Linked DNA regions of Homo sapiens: region 2 is linked to region 1. A link is an interaction called in ENCODE POLR2A ChIA-PET data of the cell type or tissue named here. Cell type or tissue: Caco-2. All regions are shown on one strand. Each heading gives the region's core, and the rest is flanking DNA. Links, peaks and the distances in the headings are about the cores only.

The links. ChIA-PET counts read pairs that join two places held together with the same protein. Peaks named below come from ENCODE experiments on the same cell type or tissue, not always from the same donor. Only the 100,000 strongest peaks of a DNase experiment are listed, where the experiment ranks them.
Region 2: POLR2A ChIA-PET joins it to region 1 with 10 read pairs; 9 of 35 experiments call an interaction of 5 or more read pairs at or near these places.

The regions. Positions count from the first base shown.
Region 1 is chr19:10,541,372-10,552,619 of GRCh38, forward strand. It overlaps ATG4D (autophagy related 4D cysteine peptidase), which reads left to right and starts at 2,533. Exons shown (of 10, transcript NM_032885.6): 1 at 2,533-2,954; 2 at 3,412-3,495; 3 at 3,586-3,759; 4 at 5,468-5,744; 5 at 5,818-5,882; 6 at 7,533-7,663; 7 at 10,526-10,604; 8 at 10,674-10,750; 9 at 10,834-10,953. The coding sequence starts at 2,720. It overlaps MIR1238 (microRNA 1238), which reads left to right and starts at 10,751; the gene lies at 10,751-10,833. It also overlaps the pseudogene RNU7-140P. RefSeq lists silencers at 2,249-2,298, 2,309-2,648, 2,699-2,878 and an enhancer at 2,924-3,519. In Caco-2, for the core only: no CTCF peak of the experiment used is centred there; a DNase peak (open chromatin) is centred at 3,050; H3K4me3 peaks cover 1,006 bases.
Region 2 is chr19:10,412,839-10,423,481 of GRCh38, forward strand. PDE4A (phosphodiesterase 4A) reads left to right here and starts at 7,700. Exons shown (of 15, transcript NM_001111307.2): 1 at 7,700-8,246. The coding sequence starts at 7,927. RefSeq lists silencers at 3,605-3,874, 7,593-8,062, 8,293-8,342 and enhancers at 3,975-4,094, 4,397-4,948, 4,949-5,499, 6,493-7,372, 8,553-8,742. In Caco-2, for the core only: CTCF peaks have their summits at 3,846 (motif pointing left), 4,047 (motif pointing right) and 8,364 (motif pointing right); DNase peaks (open chromatin) are centred at 3,983, 7,223 and 7,413; H3K4me3 peaks cover 2,781 bases; H3K27me3 peaks cover 944 bases.

The sequences.
Region 1 (11,248 bases), core at 2,690-10,689:
TACAGAGCAAGACTCTGTCTCAAAAAAATAAAATAAAATAAATCAATAAATTAATAAATTAATGAAAGAGAAAGGGGTCAATTGTGATTGAAGGCGACTGGGAGGAGAGGGGAAAAAAGGAAAGTCAGGGAGGTGACTGCCCCTTTTGTGCCTTCTCCTTCTTGGATCACACCCTCATTCAAATCTTTCTTACCTCCTTCAGAGAGCTGAGGACAGAGCCCCGGGGCTGGCCACTAGAGGCCACCCTCTCCATGGCTCACAGGGTCACTGCATTGTCATCATGCAGTTGGCTCTCACTGAGCCCCAACTGTTCCTCAAATACCACTCTAAGCACTTTACATTGGTAAGTTCAGCTCATTCCCATACATCTTTATGAGTTAGACACATTTAAAACTTTTTCCTGGCTGGGTGCAATCGCTCATGCCTGTAATCCCAGCACTTTGGGAGGCCGAGGCTGGCGGATCACCTCAGTCAGGAGTTCGAGACCAGCCTGGCCAACGTGGTGGAATCCTATCTCTACTAAAAATACAAAAATTAGCTGGGCGTGGTGGTGTGCGCCCGTAATCCCAGCTACTCAGGAGGCTGAGGCAGCAGAATTGCTTGAACCTGAGAGGTGGTGGTTGCAGTGAGCCAAGATCGCACTAGTGCACTCCAGCCTGGGCAACAAGAGCGAAACTCCATCTCAAAATAAATACATAAATAAATGAAAATAAAATAAAAAATAAAAATTGTCCCTGGCCAGGTGCAGTGGCTCATGTCTGTCATCCTAGAACTTTGGGAGGCTGAGGCTAATCGTTTCAGCCCAGGAGTTCAAGACTAGCCTGAGCAACACTGGGAGACTCTATCTCTACAGAAAAATTTTTAAAAATTAGCCAGGGGTGGCCAGGCACGGTGGCCCACGCCTGTAATCCCAGCACTTTGGGAGGCCGAGGTGGGCGGATCACGAGGTCAGGAGATCGAGACCATCCTGGCTAACACGATGAAACCTCGTCTCTACTAAAAATACAAAAAATCAGCCAGGCGTGGTGGCGGGCGCCTGTAGTCCCAGCTACTCGGGAGGCTGAGGCAAGAGAATGGTGTGAACCTGGGAGACAGAGCTTGCAGTGAGTCGAGATCGCGCCATTGCACTCCAACCTGGGCAACAGAACGAGACTCCGTCTCAAAAAAAAAAAAAAAAATTAGCCAGGGGTGGTGGCATGTGCCTATAGTCCTAGCTACTCAGGTGGCTGAGGCAGGAGACTTGCTTAAGCCTCGGCAGTTGAGACTGCAGTGAGCCATGATCAGGCCACTGCACTGTAGTCTGGATGACAGAGCAAGACCCTGTCTCAACAACAACAACCAAAATCTGTTTGGGCCTCGCAAGGTTAGAGAAAAAAAATTAAAAAATAAAATAAAATAAAATATTTTCCTGTAGTCTCAGCTACTTGGGAGGCTGAGGCAGGAGGATCACTTGAGCTAAGGAGTTTCAGGCCAGCCTGGGCAACATAGAGAGAACTTGTCTCTATAAAAAGTTAACTGATTACTTTTTAAAACAAAGAGGTTTTTTTTCAGCCTTATTGAGGTATAATAGACATATACAAAACCATGCAAATTTTAAGCGTACAATCTGATGAGTTTTCACACCTGTGAAGCCACTATTACAGTTAAGATACTGAATTTATCCACAGCTCCAAAAAATGTCTTCCTGCCTGAGGTGGTGGCTCACGCCTGTAATCCCAGCATTTGGGAGGCTGAGGCGGGAGGATCTCATGAAGCCAGGAGTTTGAGACCAGCCTAGACAACATAGCGAGACCCCTTATCTACAAATAAAATTTAAAAAATTAACCAGGCATGGTGGCTCCTGTCTGCGGTCTCAGCTACTCTGGAGGCTGAGGTTGGAGGATCAGAGTTGGAGGCTGCAGTGAGCTATGAAAGCGCCACTGCACTCCAGTCTGGACAACAGAGCCAGATGCTGTCTCGACAAAACAAACACTGAAAAAAACTTTCCTGGAGCACTTCATTCATCCCTCCCTCCCGCGCCTGCCTACCCCTGGATTTTTTTTCCCTGAGCATAATTCTCATGAAGATTCGTCTATGTTGTTGCGTGTATTCCAGCCCTATTTTGCACATGAGGAAACTGAGGCACAGAGAGGCGTGGCTTGCCCCGGAGGTCACACTAGTCGATTTGGTCCCAGGCCAGGGCGGGTTCTGGGTCGGCAGCCCGCGCAGGTGCACTCGGGAGGCGGGGCGGGCGCTGCAGGTGCGCAGTCAGTCTCACCTGGGCGCCTGCCAGGAGGTCAGTCCTGGGCCCTGGGGGGCAGGACTAGGGGCGGGGCCAGGGGCAGGGGTTCCCCAGCTCTGCTGCCTCCGATAAGGGCCTGAAGGGGCTGTCGCGCTCCTGGCGGTGTGATAAGGAGGGCGGGGGGAGGCCGCGGGAAGGCGTCGGGGTTTGAGGTCCCCGCCTGGCGACCCGGGATCGGGGCAGGAAAGGCGGCTGGGCGGGGAGAGGGCGGGGCGGGGCGTCTGGCTTGGCCACGCCCACCGTCATCCGGGGTCCTGGCCCGCTAAGATGGCGATGGCTGCGGTAGCAGCGGCGGCGGCTGTTGCCTGGCCCGGTACCCTGGGGACGGGGGCCGAGTAGCGCCTTCCCCGGGCCCCGTGAACCGGCTGCGGGTCGCCCTTGGGGGGCAGCGGCCGCAGCCCCCCACCTGGGCCCTCGGTCCGCCCTCCCGGCGCGTCCATGAACTCAGTGTCGCCGGCCGCCGCGCAGTACCGGAGCAGCAGCCCGGAGGACGCGCGCCGCCGGCCCGAGGCCCGCAGGCCGCGGGGTCCCAGAGGCCCAGACCCCAACGGCCTGGGGCCTTCCGGAGCCAGCGGCCCCGCTCTTGGCTCTCCCGGGGCTGGCCCGAGTGAGCCGGACGAAGTGGACAAGTTCAAGGCCAAGTTCCTGACAGCCTGGAACAACGTCAAGTACGGTGAGGAGGGGGCCCGGAGATCGTGGGGGTGTCGGGGGCCGTTGAGGAAAACCAGACCCCGGTCCTGCCAGTTATCCCACCCTTGTTCCCGTCCTGAGTCACCTGTGGGTCCCCTCCCTGCCCGGCCCAGGGTGGACCTGTGGCAGGTCCAATAGTGTTTTCAAGCCCCGCCCATTCCCCTGTGTGACCTTGGGCAAGATCCTTTGCTTCCTGGCGCCTCCGTTTTTGCCCCTCTCTGTAAAATGGGTACAATAATCAGAACTACCTTCCTTCATCCTGAATTGATGGTGGACACTCCTGTAGCTGTCACTGGGGGCCCCACCTCCGACGGAATCCCCGGAGCCACCCCGGAGATAGGAACTAGGATCGTGCCCATTTCACAGATGGGGGAATGGAAGCGCTGTTGCTGTCATGCAAGTGCTTCATCTCGCTGGGCGCTGCCCCTACGTCTCCCCAGGTTGGGTGGTTAAAAGCCGGACCAGCTTTAGCAAGATCTCCAGCATCCACCTCTGTGGCCGCCGCTACCGTTTCGAGGGCGAGGGTGAGCTGGTGGTTGGGACCAGGGCTGGGGGAGGCCTCTCCACGCCCGCCGGAGTGTCCCTGGTGGCAGCTGACAGACCCGCTCTTGTAGGTGACATACAGCGTTTCCAGCGGGACTTTGTGTCCCGCCTGTGGCTCACATACCGCCGGGACTTCCCGCCCCTTCCTGGGGGCTGCCTGACCTCGGACTGTGGCTGGGGGTGCATGTTACGCAGCGGCCAGATGATGCTGGCACAGGGCCTTCTGCTGCATTTCCTGCCCAGAGGTGAGCCATAGGGGGGAAGGGGTGCACTAGGAGTACAGGGTCAACTGCCATATCAGCAGTATTAGAATTACTTACCAACTAAGAGTTCAAAGTCACGTTAGAATTGTGTGTCAAGTAAGTTTTGGAGAGATGAGAGTTGTTTATAAGAGTTTCAGCCGGGGTTGGAAACGGTGGCTCATGCCTGTAATCCTAGCACTTTGGGAGGCTGAGGCGGATGGATCCCTTGCGGTCAGGAGTTCAAGACCAGCCTGGCCAATATGATGAAACCCCATCTCTACTAAAAATACAAAAATTAGCCGGTTGTGGTGGCACACGCCTGTAATCCCAGCTACTCCCGAGGCTGAGGTGGGAGAATCTCTTGAACCCAGGAGGCGGAGGTTACAGCAAGCCAAGATCGCACCACTGCACTCCAGCCTGGGCAACAGAGGGAGACTCTGTGTCAAAAATAAAAATAAAAAAAAGTTTCACCAGGCACGGTGGCTCATGCCTGTAATCCCAGCACTTTGGGAGGCTGAGGCTGGTGGATCATGAGGTCAGGAGTTCAAGACCAGCCTGGCCAAGATGGTGAAACCCCATCTCTACTAAAAATACAAAAATTAGCTGGGTGTGGTGGCAGGCACCTGTAATTTGGCAAGGTAAAGCAGAGAATTGCTTGAACCGGGGAGGCGGAGGTTGCAGTGAGCCGAGATCCGTGCCACTGCACTCCAGCCTGGGTGGCAGAGCGAGACTCAGTCTCAAAAAAAAAAAAAGAGTTTTGGCTGGGCACTGTGCTGCATGCTTGTAATCCCAGCTACCTGGGAGGCTGAGGTGGGAAGATTGCTCGTGCCCAGGTGTTCAAGTCTGCAGTGAACTATGATCCTGCCACTGCACTCCAACCCGAGTGACAGAATGAGACTCCAACAATAACAGGTCGAGTGTGGTGGCTCATGCCTGTAATCCCAGCACATTAGGAGGCTGAGGCAGGAGGATCGCTTGAGCATAGGCATTCGACACCAGCCTAGGCCACATGACAAGGCTCCTGTCTCTACAAAAAAATTTTAAAAATTAGCTGAGTGTGGTGGCATGTGCCTGTGATCCCAACTACTCAGGAGGCTGAGGCGGGAGAATCTGTTGAGCTCAGGATTTAGAGGCTGTAGTGAGACGTGATTGTGCCACTGCACTCCAGTCTGGATGACAGTGAGATCCTGTCTTTATTTATTTATTTTATTTATTATTATTATTATTTTTTTTTTTGAGACTGAGTCTTCCTCTATCATCCTGGCTGAAGTGCAGTGGAGAGATCTTGGCTCACTGCAACCTCTGCCTCCCAGGTTCAAGCGATTCTCCTGCCTCAGCCTCCTGAGTAGCTGGGATTACAGGTGCCCGCCACCACGCTTGTCTACTTTTTGTATATTTTTTTTTTTATCAGAGAAGGGGTTTCACCATGTTGGCCAGGCTGGTCTCGAACTCCAGGCCTCAAGTGATCCACCTGCCTTGGTCTCCCAAAGTGCTGAGATTACAGGCATGAGCCACCGCGTCTGGCTGAGATCCTGTCTTTAAGTAACAAAAAATAAATAAATAAATAAGGATAAGTATATGTTTCAGGAATATGTAAATTCTGTTGAATTACGGGGTTCAGGAGCATTCGCATTGTGTGCGGTGCATGTGTAGATGGGACCTCTGCCCCCCACACACTAGCACTGTTTGACTATGTGCTCCATTCCACCAGACTGGACATGGGCCGAGGGCATGGGCCTGGGCCCCCCTGAGCTGTCAGGGTCAGCCTCTCCCAGCCGGTACCATGGGCCTGCCCGCTGGATGCCCCCACGCTGGGCCCAGGGTGCCCCTGAGCTGGAGCAGGAACGCCGGCACCGGCAGATTGTGTCCTGGTTCGCCGACCACCCCCGGGCCCCCTTTGGCCTACACCGGCTGGTGGAGCTTGGGCAGAGCTCAGGCAAGAAGGCAGGTGACTGGTATGGGCCATCGCTAGTGGCACACATCCTCAGGTGAGGGCTGCTGCAGGGATCACGGGAGTTGCTGGGTACCCGCAGGCACTCAGGCCTTCCCTCCTGCCCCCAGGAAAGCCGTGGAGAGCTGCTCCGACGTCACCCGCCTGGTGGTGTACGTTTCTCAGGACTGCACAGGTAAGGGGCTGGGAGCCAAGATCACAGGGGCCCCACCCTGAGCCAGACTCTGCCTTACCCGATTCTTAGAGTGCATCTTCCTCAGAGGCTGGAACAAGTTGTGGGGCAGAGGGACACTGGGGAAGGATGCAAGGCCTGTGCAGTGGGAGATAGTCCCTCTTCTCCGTCTCTCCCTCTGGAACAAGAAACTTCAGGGGCTTCTCCTTGAGTGATAGAATAGAGACATAAGGCCAGGTGTGGTGGCACATACTGTAGTCTCAGCTACTTGGGAGGCTGAGGTGGGAGGATTGCTTGAACCCAGGAGTTCGAGGTTACAGTGAGCTGTCATTATGCCATTGCACTCCAGCCTGGGCGACAGAGTAGGATCCTGTCGAAAAAAAAAAAAAAAAAAAAAAGAGGCCAGGCGCAGTGGCTCACGCCTGTAATCCCAGCACTTTGGGAGGCCAAGGTGGGTGGATCACCTGAGGTCAGGTCACTCTGTCACCCAGGCTTCAGTGCAGAGGCACGATCTCGGCTCACTGCAACCTCTGCCTCCTGGGTTCAAGCGATTCTCCTGCCTCAGCCTCTCAAATAGCTGGGATTACAGGCACGCACCACCATACCAGGCTAATTTTTCTATTTTTAGTAGAGATGGGGTTTCACCATGTTGACAAGGCCGGTCTTGAACTCCTGACCTCAGGTGATTCGCCCACTTTGGCCTCCCAAAGTGCTGGGATTACAAGCTTGAGCCACTGTGCCCAGCCCCTGTAATTTTTTTTTTTTTTTTTTTTTTTTTTTTTTTTTTTTTTTTTTTTTGAGACAGAGTCTCACTCTGTCACCCAGGCTGGAGTGCAGTGGCACAGTCTTGGCTCACTGCAACCTCCGCCTCCTGAGTTCGAGTGATTCTCCTGCCTCAGCCTCCCAATAGCTGGGACTACAGGCGCGTGCCATCACGCCCAGCTAATTTTTTTTGTATTTTTAGTAGAGTTGGGGTTTCACTGTCTTTGCCAGTATGGTCTCTCGATCTCCTGACCTCATGATCCCCCCTCCTCGGCCTCCCAAAGTGCTGGGATTACAAGCTGGAGCCACCGTGCCCGGCTACCTCTGTAAATTTTTTATGCAAAATTGTAGGTGTTTGGGAAAAGATTCGATTTTCAGAGAACCTTATCTCCAAAATGGGTCTAATCTACTTCTCTAGGAGCACAAAATGGGCTTACGTAGCTGCAAGGCAGGGGGCAGGAGAATGGGCCCAAGTAAATGGGACTGGAGGAGGAGGGACATACCAGGATATTTGGTTTAGGGGCTGAGTGCCCAGTGCTCCAGCTTCTGTATTGGCAAACCGAGGCATGGAGTCACTGAGGACCTGTCAGGCATGGGGCTGGGGAGGAGCTTGAGAGAACAGTCTCTACCTCTCCCTTCTGTATATACTTTTGGTCTACATCCCAGGGCCTCAGTTGCCCACTCTGTAAAATGGGGATGTCCACACCTGCCTGGAGGTCCTGGGATTTTCTGGGGGTGTTTGGGGGGCACTAGAATGATGATTTTGGTTAGTGATGACAGTGTTGCCCTCTGAGAAATTGCACGGTTGAGGTTGAGCCCCTGGGGTTAGAGGGCTACGCTGGGGCTTGAAGGGTGGCAAGAAGGTGACCTGCTGCTGTCCCGTCCCTCCAGTGTACAAGGCGGATGTGGCACGCCTGGTGGCCAGGCCAGACCCCACAGCCGAGTGGAAGTCTGTGGTCATCCTGGTGCCCGTGCGACTGGGTGGCGAGACTCTCAACCCCGTGTATGTGCCCTGCGTGAAGGTAGGTTCAGCTGAATTCTAGGACACCTCCACCTGGGAGCCCTCCAGACTTGTTTAGTTTGTGTTAGGGCTGCTGTTTGTGCAGCCCTCATCACTTTTTTTTTTTTGAGATGGAGTTTCGCTCTTGTTGCCCAGGCTGGAGGTCAATAACGTGATCTCGGCTCGCTGCAACCTCCGCCTCCTGGGTTCAAGCGATTTTCTTGCCTCAGCCTCCCAAGTAGTTAGGATTACAGGCATGCGCCACCACGACCACCTAATTTTGTACTTTTAGTAGAGACAGGGTTTCACCATTTTGGTCAGGCTGATCTTGAACTCCTAACCTCAGGTCATCTGCCCACCTCGGCCTCCCAAAGTGCTGGGATAACAGGCGTGAGCCACCACACGGGCCATCCCTTTTTTTTTGAGACAGAGTCTTGCTCTTTTGCCCAGGCTGGAGTGCAGTGGCACAGTCTTGGCTCATTGCAACCTCCGCCTCCCGAGTTCAAGCAATTCTCCTGCCTCAGTCTCCCAGGTAGCTGGGACTACAGGCGTGTGCCACCACGCCCGGCTAACTTTTGTATTTTTAGTAGAGACGGGGTTTCGCCATGTTGGCCAGGCTGGTTCTCAAACTCCTGACCTCAGGTGATCCACCCACCTCAGCCTCCCAAAGTGCTGGGATTACAGGTGTGAGCCACCACGCCCGGCCCATCCCTTCTTTTTTTATACTATGCAGCACCTGCTATGTGTGCTCCCCACTGTCCCGACTGCTGGGGATTCAGAGGGGAACAGAATAGGCAGGAGTTCTGAGTGTGCCTGCTGGGAGCAGACGTTCTGATGGGAGGATGCTCAGCAGTGGCTATGTAACCAAAGTAGCATCACTGTTTGGAATGAAGCCAGGCACAGTGGCTCAGGCCTATAATCCCAGCACTTTGGGAGGCCGAGGCAGGAGGATCATTTGAGACCAGTCTGGGCAACATAGTGAGACCCCCATCTCTACACAATTTTTTTTGAAAATATTCGAGTCTCACTCTCTTGCCCACGCTGGAGTGCAGTGACACCGTCTTGGCTCACTGCAACCTCCGCTTCCCAGGTTCAAGCAAATTTCCTGCCTCAGCCACCCAAGTAGCTGGGATTACAGGTGTATGCCACCACGCCCGGCTAATTTTTGTATTTTTAGCAGAGATGGGGTTTTCCCATGTTGGCCAGGCTGGTCTTGAACTCCCGACCTCAGGTGATCCACCCACCTCGGTCTCCCAAAGCGTTGGGATTACAGGCATGAGCCACTGCACCCAGCCTCTACACAACTTTAAAAAAACAGTAACCCAATGAAGGGCAGATGAGGGTAGCAGCAGAGCCTAGAAAAGCGCCTCTGCAGCCACCAGGCAAATGAGGAGCCAGAGGAGAAGTGCTCCAGGCAAAAGGAACAGCAAGACAGAGACCCTGAGGCTGGAAAGTCCCCTATGTATTTGCATCCGAATAAAAGCCAGTTTTCCCAGTGACCCACAGAGCCCGGCACTATTTGTCCACACCACCTTCTTGATGTCGGGATATCCCCCACCTTGACCTCATATCCTCCTCCCACACTCTGCTGCAGCCACAGGGGCCTCCTCACCTATTTCAGACACTCCCACCTCAGGGCCTTTGCGCTTGCTGCCCCTGCTGCTTGGAGCACTCTTTCAGCAGTGATGCATGTGGCTTTTTTTTTTTTTTTTTTTTTGAGACGGAGTCTTGCTCTGTCACTCAGGCTGGAGTGCAGTGGCATGATCTCAGCTCACTGCAAGCTCCACCTCCTGGGTTCATGCCATTCTCCTGCCTCAGCCTCCCGAGTAGCTGGGACTACAGGCGTCCGCCACCACTCCTGGCTAATTTTTGTATTTTTAATGGAGATGGGGTTTCATTGTGTTAATCAGGATGGTCTCGATCTCCTGACCTCGTGATCCTCCCGCTTCGGCCTCCCAAAGTACTGAGATTATGGACATGAGCCACTGCTTGGCTCCTGTTTTAAAATATTTTTTGCGTGGGGGGTTTTCCAGTGAGAACCAGAAAACCTGAGACAAATTCTAAAAGAGCTGTAATGTTTGACCTCTTTACTTAAAATCACAAGGCTCCCTTCCCTCTTTTATTCTTTTCCATATAGTTATCACCTCTAACACATGAGATAAATCATGTAATTGGCTGGGCGTGGTGGCCCACGCCTGTAATCCCAGCACTTTGGGAGGCAGGTGGATCACCTGAGGTCAGGAGTCCAAGACCAGTCTGGCCAACATGGTGAAACCTCGTCTCTACTAAAAATACAAAAATTAGCTGGGCGTGGTGGCGGGCGCCTGTAATCCCAGCTGCTCGGGAGGCTGAGGCAGGAGAACTGCTTGAACCCAGGAGATGGAGGTTTCGGTGAGCCAAGATCGTGCTACTGCACTCCAGCCTGTAATCCCAGCACTTTAGGAGGCCGAGACGGGCAGATCACCTGAGGTTAGGAGGAGTTCCAGACCAGCCTGGCTAACATGGTGAAACCCCATTTTTACTAAAAATACAAAAAATTAACCCGGGTGTGGTGGCGGGTGCCTGTAATCCCAGCTACTTGAGAAGCTGAGGCAGGAGAATCGCTTGAACTTAGGAGGCGGAGGTTGCGGTGAGCCAATTGGGCCACTGCACTCCAGGCTGGGTGACAGAGTGAGACTCCGTCTCAAAAAAAAAAAAAAAAAAAAAATTCATGTAATCATCTTCCTTGTTAGTCTCTCACACTAGGATGTCAGCTCCTGAGGGCAAGGGTTTTGTGGTCTTGATCACTGCTGCCCTCCAGAGGCTGGGTTCTCACAGAGGAGGTGTTTGCCAAGCGTTTGTTGAGTGGCTGCCTGACAGCACCTGCCTACCCTCCTCCCTGCAGGAACTCCTGCGTTGCGAGCTGTGCCTGGGCATCATGGGTGGGAAACCGCGACACTCACTGTACTTCATTGGCTACCAAGGTAGGCCCACCCCCTCCTCACTCCTCCCACCCCCCACCGCACCCCCACTCACACCTGCACCCCCTGCAGATGACTTCCTGCTGTACCTGGACCCTCACTACTGCCAGCCCACTGTGGATGTCAGCCAGGCCGACTTCCCCCTGGAGGTGAGTGGGAGCCCCAGTGTGTGGTTGGGGCCATGGCGGGTGGGCAGCCCAGCCTCTGAGCCTTCCTCGTCTGTCTGCCCCAGTCCTTCCACTGCACCTCGCCCCGCAAGATGGCCTTTGCCAAGATGGACCCAAGCTGTACCGTGGGCTTCTATGCTGGAGACAGGAAGGAGTTTGAGACACTCTGCTCAGAGCTGACCAGGGTGAGCAAGAGGAAAGCTGGAGTGGGGTGAGGGGGGCGGTTGGGCAGGGCTGGGGGTGAAAGAGGAACAGAGGCCTCGAGTCCAGCAGAGCTGGGGTGCTGCTTCCAGGCTAGGGGTCCTAACCTGGGAAATGTGAAGAATGTCCACCCCTGAAAAGGTGGGAACGCCAAAGCCCACTGTTAAGGCATCATCCCTTGGAGGCAGCTGTATCCAGGGGCTCAAGTGGTGGGAACCCTCCCTGTCTCTTGGCCCTGCTGTCCGACCAGGACTCTACCCTTATGGGGGCGAGAGATGG
Region 2 (10,643 bases), core at 2,644-10,643, 130 kb before region 1:
ACCTGGGAGGCGGAGGTTGCAGTAAGCTGCAATCTTGCCATTGCACTCCAGTCTGAGCAACAGGCTCTTCCCATCCCCCTGACTCTGACTCAGAAAAAAAAAAAAAAAAAATAGACCAGGAGCTGTGGCTCACGCTTGTAATCCCAGCACTTCGGGGGGCTGAGGTGGGCGGATCATGAGGTCAGGAGATCGAGACCATCCTGGCTAACACAGTGAAACCCTATCTTTACTAAAAATACAAAAAAAAAAAAAAATTAGCCGGGCATGGTGGCAGGTGCCTGTAGTCCCAGCTACTTGGGAGGCTGAGGCAGGAGAATGGCGTGAACCCAGGAGGTGGAGCTTGCAGTGAGCCAAGATCGCGCCACTGCACTCCAGCCTGGGCAACAGAGCGACACTCCATCTCAAAAAAAAAAAAAAAGACTATTTTGTCTACACTGAACAATTTGTTGTTGATTGTAGCCACCTTCATCAATAATTTTAGCTAGATTTCTTCTGGGTAACTTGCTGCAGCTTCTTTCTCTCTCTTTTTTTTTTTATTAAAACATGTTTACTTTTTAGGCCAGGCATGGTGGCCCATGCTTGTAATCCCAGCACTTTGGGAGGTCGAGGTGGGAGGTTTGCTTGAGCCCAGGAGTTCCAGACCAGCCTAGGCAACATGGTGAAACTCTATCACTACAAAAAATACAAAAATTAAGGCCAGGCATGGTGGCTCACGCCTGTAATTCTAGCACTTTGGGAGGCCAAGGCAGGTGGATCATGAGGTCAGGAATTTGAGATCAGCCTGACCAACATAGTGAAACCCCGTCTCTATTAAAAATACAAAAAATTAGCCAGGCGTGGTGGCAGGTGCCTGTAATCCCAGCTACTCAGGAGGCTGAGGCAGGAGAATCACTTGAACCCGGGAGGCAGAGGTTGCAGTGAGCCGAGATTGTGCCATTGCACTTCAGCTCGGGCGACAGTGCAAGATTCTGTCTCAAAAAAACAAACAAAACAACAAACAAACAAAAACCCAAAAAACAAAAATTAGCTGGGCATGGTGGTGTGTGCCTGTAATCCCAGCTACTCAGGAGGCTGAGATGGGAGGACTGCTTTAGCCCAGGAGGTCGAGGCTGAGGGCCACAATGAATGGGTACCATTTCTTGCTCTGTTTGCTGGAGAATACAGGTTACAATCAGAGTGGTGAGTGCTTTAATGGGGGTAGAAAAACCTGCAGTGGGGGCCCAGAACATGGACTGGGGCAGTCTGGCTGAAAAATGGAGGTGACCTTTAAGCTATCTTTTTTTTTTTTTGAGATGGAGTCTCGCTCTGTCACCCAGGTCACCCAGGCTGCAGTGCAGTAGCATGATCTCAGCTCACTGCAAGCTCTGCCTCCCGGGTTCACGCCATTCTCCTGCCTCAGCCTCCCGAGCAGCTGGGACTACAGGCGCCCGCCCCCGGGCCCGGCTAATTTTTTGTATTTTTACTAGAGGTGGGGTTTCACCGTGTTAGCCAGGATGGTCTCGATCTCCTGACCTCGTGATCCGCCTGTCTCGGCCTCCCAAAGTGCTGGGATTACAGGCGTGAGCCACCGTGCCTGGCCTAAGCTATCTTTATACATTCATCCATTTGTTCAACAAATGTCTGTTGAGGGCCCACCAGGTGCTAAAGGCTAGGTTGAAGAAATGATGTTTACATTAGTTTCCATTAATTTACATTGAACTGAAGTGCTAGCTAAGGCAATAAGGCAAGAAAAAGAAATAAGAACCAGACTGAGCATAGTGGTTCATGCCCAGCATGAACATGGGTTCATGTAATCCCAGCACTTTGGGAGGCTGAGGTGTGAGGAGCACTTTAGTCCAGGAGTTTGAGACCAGCCTGGGCAACATGGCAAGACCCCATCTCTACAAAACAACAAAAACAAAAATTAGCCAGGCATGATGGCGCGTGCCTGTAGTACCAGCTGCTACTCTGGAGGCTGAGGTGGGAGGATAGCCTGAGCCTGGGAGGTCGAGGCTGCAGTGAGCTGTGCAATGGTGCCACTGCACTCCAGCCTGGGCAACAGAGTGAGACCCTGTCTCAAATAAATAAATAAATAAATAAATATTAAAAAAAATAAAGAAATGAGAACTAGGCTGGGTGTGATGGCTCACACCTGTAATTCCAGCACTTTGAGTTTGAGCTTTAGTTTGAGCTCAGGAGTTTGAGACCAGCCTGGGTAACATAGTGAGACCCCAGTCTCTATTTAAAAAGTAGAAACAAAAGAACCAAAGTAGGGGATAAACCAGCTAGTACACAGTAGAACTGTTAGGAACATTACACTATCAGGCTCTCAATAATAACCTGACATTGAACAGGTTATTAAAAGCCTATTATGTTCCGGATTCTGTTCAGGACGCTCAGGAGATAGTAAAGAATAATACTACATTATTGTTAACATAATAATTAAACAAAGTTTTCGTGCCCTCCTGCAGCTAATATTCCAGTGTGAGGAGACACAGACAATAAATGTAATAAACAAATTACATAGTGTGGTATGAGGGGGGAAGAGCGGGAAAAGGGGGACCAGAAGTCCTAGGAGGTTGTATTATAATTTTAAGTGGGGGTGGGGTAAGAAAGAAAGAAATGCCTGAAAGGATGAGATATAAGCAAAGACCTAAAAGAGGTAAGGGACCTGCGGATTTTTTTTTTTTTTTTTTTTGAGATGGAGTCTCGATCTGTTGCCCAGGCTGGAGTGCAGTGGCCCGATCTCGGCTCACTGCAACCTCCACCTCCCAGGCTCAAGCCAGTCTCCTGCCTCACCCTCCCAAGTAGGTGGAACTACAGGCGCCTGCCACCACGCACGGCTGATTTTTGTATTTTTAGTAGAAATGGGGTTTCACCATGTTGGCCAGGCTGGTCTCGAACTCCTGACCTCAAGTGATCCACCTGCTTTGGCCTTCCATAGTGCTGGGATTACAGGCCTGAGCCACCGCATCTGGCCAACCTGCGGATATTTGGGGGAAGAGTTCCAGGTGGACAGAACTGAAAGTGCAAAGGGCCTGAGGCACCAGCATGCTTGCTGTGTCCAGAAACAGCTAGACCAGTGTGGCTGGAGCTGAGGGCAGGAAGGTGACTGGGCGTTATCTAGCAGGACTGTGTGGGCCACGCGAGGACTTTGACGTTTCCTCTGAGTGAGGTAAGAGCTATTAGGGCTCTGAGTAGAGGAAGATCATGATCTGAATCGAGTTCTAACAGGCTCCCACAGGGTCAGATGTTACCATTTATTAAATATTTACTGAGTGCCAGACACTATTCTGTTCAATATGGTTTGATCTCATTTCATTCTCACATGGACCCTGTAGGGAATATCATTCCATTTCACAGAAAAGAAACTGAGGCTCACAGAGTTTAAGACACTGACCCATGGCCGCACAGCAATAATCTTCAGCGCCTGGGTGCCAAGGTAAAGTAAGCCAGCCTCTCCCTCCCCCAAGCATTTCAGACAAGGATCGGTGGCTGCAGAGCGCACCCGTCTTCGGGAACGGCGTCTGTGTCCCTGTCTGTCTGTTTCTATTTCCACACGTCCCTGTCTGTCTCCACGCGCCTCTGCCTGTGCGTCCCCCATCTGTGCCCAAGCCGCCGTCTCTCTGCGCCCGGCCCCCGCACATCGGAGCTATTTCGGGTTTAAGGCTTAAAAGCCCAACAGCTCGGAGGAGACGCTTCCTCCGGCCCCCGGCTCGGACCACGCGCCGCACGCGGCCAGCTCTGGGAGCTCCCAGTTTTTTCTGCGGGATCCCCGAGCCGGGGAAGCCCCCGCGGGAGGAAGGGTGGGGGCTGGGGCGACCCGGGCCCGGAGGCTCTCGGCCCCCCAGTGGCCAACCCCGGCATTGACGCCGTCAGGAGCCCAGCCGTGCGTCAGCTGTCGCCCTGGCAACGGGGGCGACGTCACCACATTGGTGGTGCGTCAGTCCGCTGACGTCACGCCCCAGGAGAGGCAATAGGCAAGTGGCGGGGGCGGGTTCTAGGCCCGACCGGCAGGGGGAGCCCTGGGGCACTGATGGCAGATGCGTTTGGCTTGGTCTTGTAGGAGGCCCTGGCCCTGCCGACATGGCCACCGCAGTCCCAACGGCGCGCTAGGTTGGCGAGATGAAGAGGAGTCGCAGTGCCCTGTCCGTGGCAGGGACCGGGGACGAGGTGCGAGAGGAGGGGCTTGGGCTAGGGGCGGGGCTTCGCCCCTTGGGGGAGACTAGCGCCCTCTAGTGACCACGGCTATTTCCTGAACGTGGCTTCACTACCTCCAAGCTGTGAGGAGTTTGGTCCCCTCGTGCCTCAGTTTACCCCCTTGATTCCATTTTTTCTCCTGCTGCCCTAAGAGGCTCTCAGCCGGCCCAGGGACAGCAGGCAAAGGCTTCTCAAATGAGGAGAGGATTTTGGCGAGGAGGTGGGAGGGGGCGCTAGGGGTGGTGAGGTCTTGAGAGTCTCAGATGTGAGGGATGGGAGGGGGGCATTGACATTAAGACCAAGAGGGGCCCTCTTAGACGTGGAGGTTGGGAAGAGACCCTAAAAAGGTGATGTGTTAGAGAGGTCTCACACTTGAGACAGAATGTCTAGATGTGACAGACCCCAAGGCTGGGGCATCGAGAGGGGACCCCACAAAAATTATGGCTGAGAAGGGGCACTCTCAGACCTAAGGGATGGCAGGGCACCCTCTGTGTGAGGGGTCAGCGAGTGGCTCACACGTGAAGGGGAGCCTATACCGCCATTAACTACTCCCTTAGACAGCTAGGTAGGGGTGTTCTTGGGGAGAGGGGCTCAGAGCTTCCCAGCCAGGCCACGCCCCTATTCCACTTTGTCCCTCCCCAGAGGTCGAGGGAGACCCCCGAATCCGACCGTGCCAACATGCTGGGGGCCGACCTGCGTCGCCCTCGCCGCCGCCTCTCGTCCGGTCCTGGCCTGGGCTGGGCCCAGCCTGAGCCCTCGGACCCTGGGGTCCCTCTGCCGCCACGGCCCACCACCCTGCCGCTGCTGATCCCACCGCGGATTTCCATCACCAGGGCCGAGAACGACAGGTAGGTAGGAGAGGGAGCAGAGTGGGAGGTGGGTTGGGGAGGCACAGTGCCAACTGGGCTAGGTCCAGCCACCAGCCCTTCCCGATCTCCATGCTCCCTGCCGTTTGCAAAACTAGCTGCAACTTGTCCTGTGGCGGGCTGTGACACCCCTACCCCAAGGCACCCTTCGCAGGCTCTAGGAACCCCTTATTTCATTTTCCAGCTGCCTGAGTCAGCAAGGGGCAGGACTGAGGAAAGGGGTGTCATGTCTCCAGCCCCCAAGATGCTCCCATATTCACAGAGCTGGGGCAGGTTGATCAGGCGGCTGTGCACCGGCTTTCATGTCCCCGCCTGGGAGGATCAGGTTTCTTCTCCGCCTTGAAGGGGATGGTGGAGTCTTGGAAGGGGTCTGGACTAGTATTTTTCTTTCTCCTGGGGAGATGTGAGAAATATCTGCGAGCTCTGGGTTCACACAGCACCTCCTGCTGATTCTCATCTGGGGACCTTCCAGGTACCCAACCAGTTTCCCAGAGTACTCAACCCCCCTCTTGGCTCAAGAATGAGCTGGAAAGTCAGACAGCTGAGCTGGTCCTGGCTTCTGGCCGGCCCCTGCCCCCATGCCCTCCTCTGGTCACCGCTTTCGGCAGTTCCAATCCACCCCCACCCCCATCTACTCAATTGGAGGGTTCCAGGGTCTCTGTTTCCGTCATGGTCCAATGGTTCATTTCCAGATAGGGAGAGCAAGTGACTGTCTCTCGCCCCTGGAGCTGCTTAATTATACCTCTCCACGCCCATCCCACTAGCCTCAGGTCCAGATCAGTTTATCCCCCAGCTCAGGCCACCGCTCCTCGTTTCCTCCTTCTTCTGCAACCCCAGCTGTGTCCTGACACCCCCACCCACCTCACATTACGCACTCCCACCCGCTTCCAGATCTCTAACCAACGTTACAGCATACCCCGCCAAGAATTTGGCCCAGCCCAGGACTCTCAAATATGATCTGGGGAGAACTCACAGCCCCTGCAAATTCCCTAGAAGCCGTTTTGAGTGTGTAATGGGGGGGGTGTTCCTGAGAGAAGTGGGGAACACAGTTTTGGCCCTTGGAATACCCGGCGGCTGCTGATGGGGGGGCCGGTTTTTGCTCGGCGTTCGCCCACGCCGGGAGCCCCCTCTGGCGGGGAGAAAAGTGGCTGTGGGGGTTGAAGACCGGCAGTCTTTTTTTTTTTTTTTTTTTTTTTTCAAATAAGGAGAAGGGCGCGGGGGGAGGGCGGTGGCAAACGGCATCGCGTGCCCTGGGGAGCCCGTGACAGGGGGCGCACGGGGGCAGGGGTCTGGTCCCCGGGTCCCGCAGCAGAGCAGTTTCGCGTTCGAGCTCTTATCGGCGTGGGGGGGGGGGGCGGTGGGACACGCGGGCGCGTGCACTCCCCCCGCCCAGCAGCCATCCTTGGGGGGGTTGAGGGGGATGGGGGCGCACTCGGATCCCGCTCGCTCTCTGCTTGCTCGCTCGGCGCGGCGCTGGGGGAGGCGGGAGCGTGAGTCACGGCGACTCCCGATTTAGGTGCCGGAAGGGGGGCTCTGCTGGCGGGGGCCGCAGGGAGGAGGCTCGCCTGTTTACTCGCCTGAAAAGGGCACGGGGGTGCGCTCCGCGGCTACCTGGGACCTTCCTCAGTTTACCTCTGGCAGAAGCGCTTTAGAAGAGGCAGCGATGTATAGAGCGGTGGGCCGGCAGCTGCGGTATCCGCCACAGGGTGTCTTCCTGGAGCCACAAGGGAACCAATGGGACACACCCCAGAAACACCCCAGAGGCCCCAGGCCGACCACACACATACACTCACGCACACGCACACACTAACATACATAGACGTCCTCCGACACTACAGTCAGACGACAGAGGCCGAATCGCGTGCACAACTCCGCAAGCACACACCGACCACAAACGCATCCAAGCGCTTGAGAACACATTCACAGTCCCCAGGCCACCTGAAAAAAGACCACGTAGGGATGCACATCCTCCAAATAGGTAGCACATGTGCGCACACATCCTTCACCCACAGACACACACAGTTATACACACAGCCAAATCCAGAGAAACGGGCAGACAACAGCAGCCAACCACGTGCGCACACACACTTCCAGCCGACACTGAAAACACAGACAACCCTCGGAAGAGGCCACGTGCGCGCACATCCCGCCCCGGGCCCGCACCATCACTATCCTCCGACGCACAGACAGGAGATCCCACACACTCTGCCGCCGCCCGCTGCAGGTACCGCGCCGGTGGCACTAGGACCACTCCTCAAAAACTGCCCCCCGCCAGGGGTAGCGGCGAGGACACGCCAACACCGGACTCCGCCCTCGCCATGATGGACCGACTGACTGACACTCTGGCAACCAGTCCGGTGTCTGCTTCCAGATCGGATTAACCGTTTAACTCCTTCGTGCCTGTGCGCGCCGCGGCCAAGCAGGGTGCTTTGAAGACAGACGAGTTCCAGCGCCCCCTCCCAGCCCGGAGCGGGGATCTGCGTGGGCGGGAAGGGCCCCCCTCCTTAGGTAGCTGCCCCCCGCTGGCCCGGACGGAGGAGGAGGGGGGCGGCGCTGACAGCCGCGGCGGGCGGGGGGCGGGGAGGGGCGGGACGGGGCGGAGGAGCCGGGGCTGGCGCCGAGCGGGCCGCGGAACGCGGAGCGCGGAGCGCGGAGAGCGCCGCCGGGCACTGAGCAGAGCTCCAGGCGCCGAAAGGAAGCTGCAGAGCCCGGCCCGGGGGCGATTGGCCCGCAGCGCCCCCGGGTCTGTCCCCGGGGCGCCATGGCCCTACCGCGGCCGGGCGCACCCGCGGGGCCCTGGGCTCGCTGGCTTGCGCGCAGCTGAGCGGGGTGTAGGTTGGAAGGGCCAGGGCCCCCTGGGGCGCAAGTGGGGGCCGGCGCCATGGAACCCCCGACCGTCCCCTCGGAAAGGAGCCTGTCTCTGTCACTGCCCGGGCCCCGGGAGGGCCAGGCCACCCTGAAGCCTCCCCCGCAGCACCTGTGGCGGCAGCCTCGGACCCCCATCCGTATCCAGCAGCGCGGCTACTCCGACAGCGCGGAGCGCGCCGAGCGGGAGCGGCAGCCGCACCGGCCCATAGAGCGCGCCGATGCCATGGACACCAGCGACCGGCCCGGCCTGCGCACGACCCGCATGTCCTGGCCCTCGTCCTTCCATGGCACTGGCACCGGCAGCGGCGGCGCGGGCGGAGGCAGCAGCAGGCGGTAAGACTCCCCGCGGCGGATGCGCGCGGAACGGATGGGCGCGCAGGGAGGAGGCAACTCGAGCTGCCGGCCGCAGGGGGCGCTAGGATGCGGGTGGGGTCGGTTTGGCTGGCGGGGGCGGAGGGAATTCGGCTGCGGGGGCGTCTGGGACCTGGCCCCTGGTTGTGCGCTCTACGGGAGGCTTCCTGCTGAAGCCCATCCTGGGGTCCATTTAGGGGGCGCCACGCTGCGCGTGGTGTTAACGAGGTCTGGGTTGGGGAAGGGGGCTGCACACTTAGGGGTCTGTATTCTTGGTGACAGTGCAGAACAGCTGCTAAGCTGGGAACCACTTGGAGGGACCTTCCTGGGGGCACTATACTGAGGGCTAGATTCGCAGTGTTTGGGGTACTCTTGGAGCACTCCATAAGGGGGTGCCTGCTAGGACCAGGATCTTTACTTCAGGGTGGGGTGCTCTCAGGGTCCTTCTAGGGGATGGAGGACTCTATTGCGGGGATGTTAGTGGACTCCTCCTGCAGCAGCTGGGGTCAGAAATCCAGAGGGTGCCTCTTGGGGGAGCACTGTTTTGGGAGCCTTGCGTTAGATTGGAGTTCCCCTCTCAGGGCAAGAGTGTTAGCGTTAAGTAGCTGTTCAGAGGCAGGAAACAGTGGAGGGGGGGCGCAGTCCCAGCACAGAGGGAAGGAGTCCCTGACTGCAGAGGTGACAGCATAGTGAGGGTGCATGTGTGTTGAGCTTGGTCTCCTCTGAGGGTATTCTCCGATTGACCTCCGTTTGCTCCAGCTGTCCGGGTATGACCAGCTGTGGCTACCTCAGTTGTGTGCTCTGTGTGAGCTTCTGGGGTCTTGTGATGGTGACACGATGACTCTGTGTCCTCCAGGGACAGTGTAATTGTGACAGTGTGACTGTGTATTTCCAGGGTAGTGTGACTGTGTGTTTCTGGGACAGGGTTTGCGACAGTGACTGTGTGTGCTCCAAGAATGCTGTGACTGTCACAGGGTGACTGTGGCCTCATGGGATGCAGTGATTGGGATAGAGTGACTGTTTCTGCTCCTAGGACAGTGATTGTGCAATGGTGTTGGTGGTCTAGGGACAATGTGATTGTGACAGTGTCATTTCTGGCATGCAGTGATTGTGGCACTGGGGTGTTTACACTTGGGGAACAATGTGATTGAGTTCGTGGAACAGTCTGTGCTCCTTGGACACTGTGATTGAAACACAGTGGCTGTGTGTTAGTCTTCACCAGGTGCTCACGTCTGAGCGTCGGTGCTCTGACATGTGGTCTGTGTTCCCTCTGCCTGGTGTATCCTAAGAACTGGTGTCCTCTAACCACCTGGTGTTCTTAGTTATTGTTCCTCCTCTGATGGTGCTCCAGGGTCTGATTGCTTGTGCTCCAGCGATGTGTGCAACTGACAGCTTTGCCCGTGTGCTCTACCTGGATGCCCCACTGCTGGGGATATCACCAAGACGGTCAGATTTGGGCTCCTTATCCCTGGAGCTCCTGAGTGAGGCCTCTCTAAGATGTAGCCCTACTCTTCCTAAGTCTCTTTGGGGGTCTTCAGCAGTCATTGCAGCCCTCCAGGCCACCCCCACCTCTGTTCTGATCACCCCCCAGCCCCAGTCCCCCTGCACCCTTCTACCCACCAGGAAGCAAGTGTCACGGGCCCAGCATACATGGGCTGACATTTCCCAAAGGGAACTGGAGAGAGGCTGAAGGAAGAGAAAGTTGGAATCAACAGAAAATGCTAAAACTGGGGCAGGGGGCCAAACTGGCACAGGTCACTGTCCTAAGACACCAAGGGGTGGGTGAAGTGAAGTAGGTTCCAGGCCCCATTTCTTTGCAAGGCTCCAGGGACTCCTCCTAGCCTGGTCTCTGGGGCACTGAGTCTTAGGGGACAGTGGCTGAGTGGTAATAATCATCATTATTTTGGTGGGTATCCATCTCGCAATGGCTCACCCTCCGGCTCCATGCCAGGGACTTTTCCATATGCATCCTCATCCCCAGTGCCCTGGGTATTCCAGCAGGGTATTCCTGCTGGCATATGGAGAAACTGGAGCCCAGAGACAAAACCCTTTCTCTTTTTTTTTTTTTTTTTTTTTTGACAGAGTCTCCTCTGTCACCCAGGCTGGAGTGCAGTGGCGTGATCTCAGCTCACTGCAACCTCTGCCTTCCGGATTCAAGTGATTCTCCTGCCTCAGCCTCCGGAGTAGCTGGGATTACAGGCGCCCACCACCACACCTGACTAATTTTTGAATTTTTAGTAGAGATGGGGTTTCACCATGTTGGCCAGGCTGGTCTCGAACTCCTGACCTCAGGTGATCTGCCCACCCCTTAGCCTCCCAAAGTGCTGGGATTACAGGCATGAGCCACTGCACCCAGCTAAACCTTTTCTCTTTCTCACC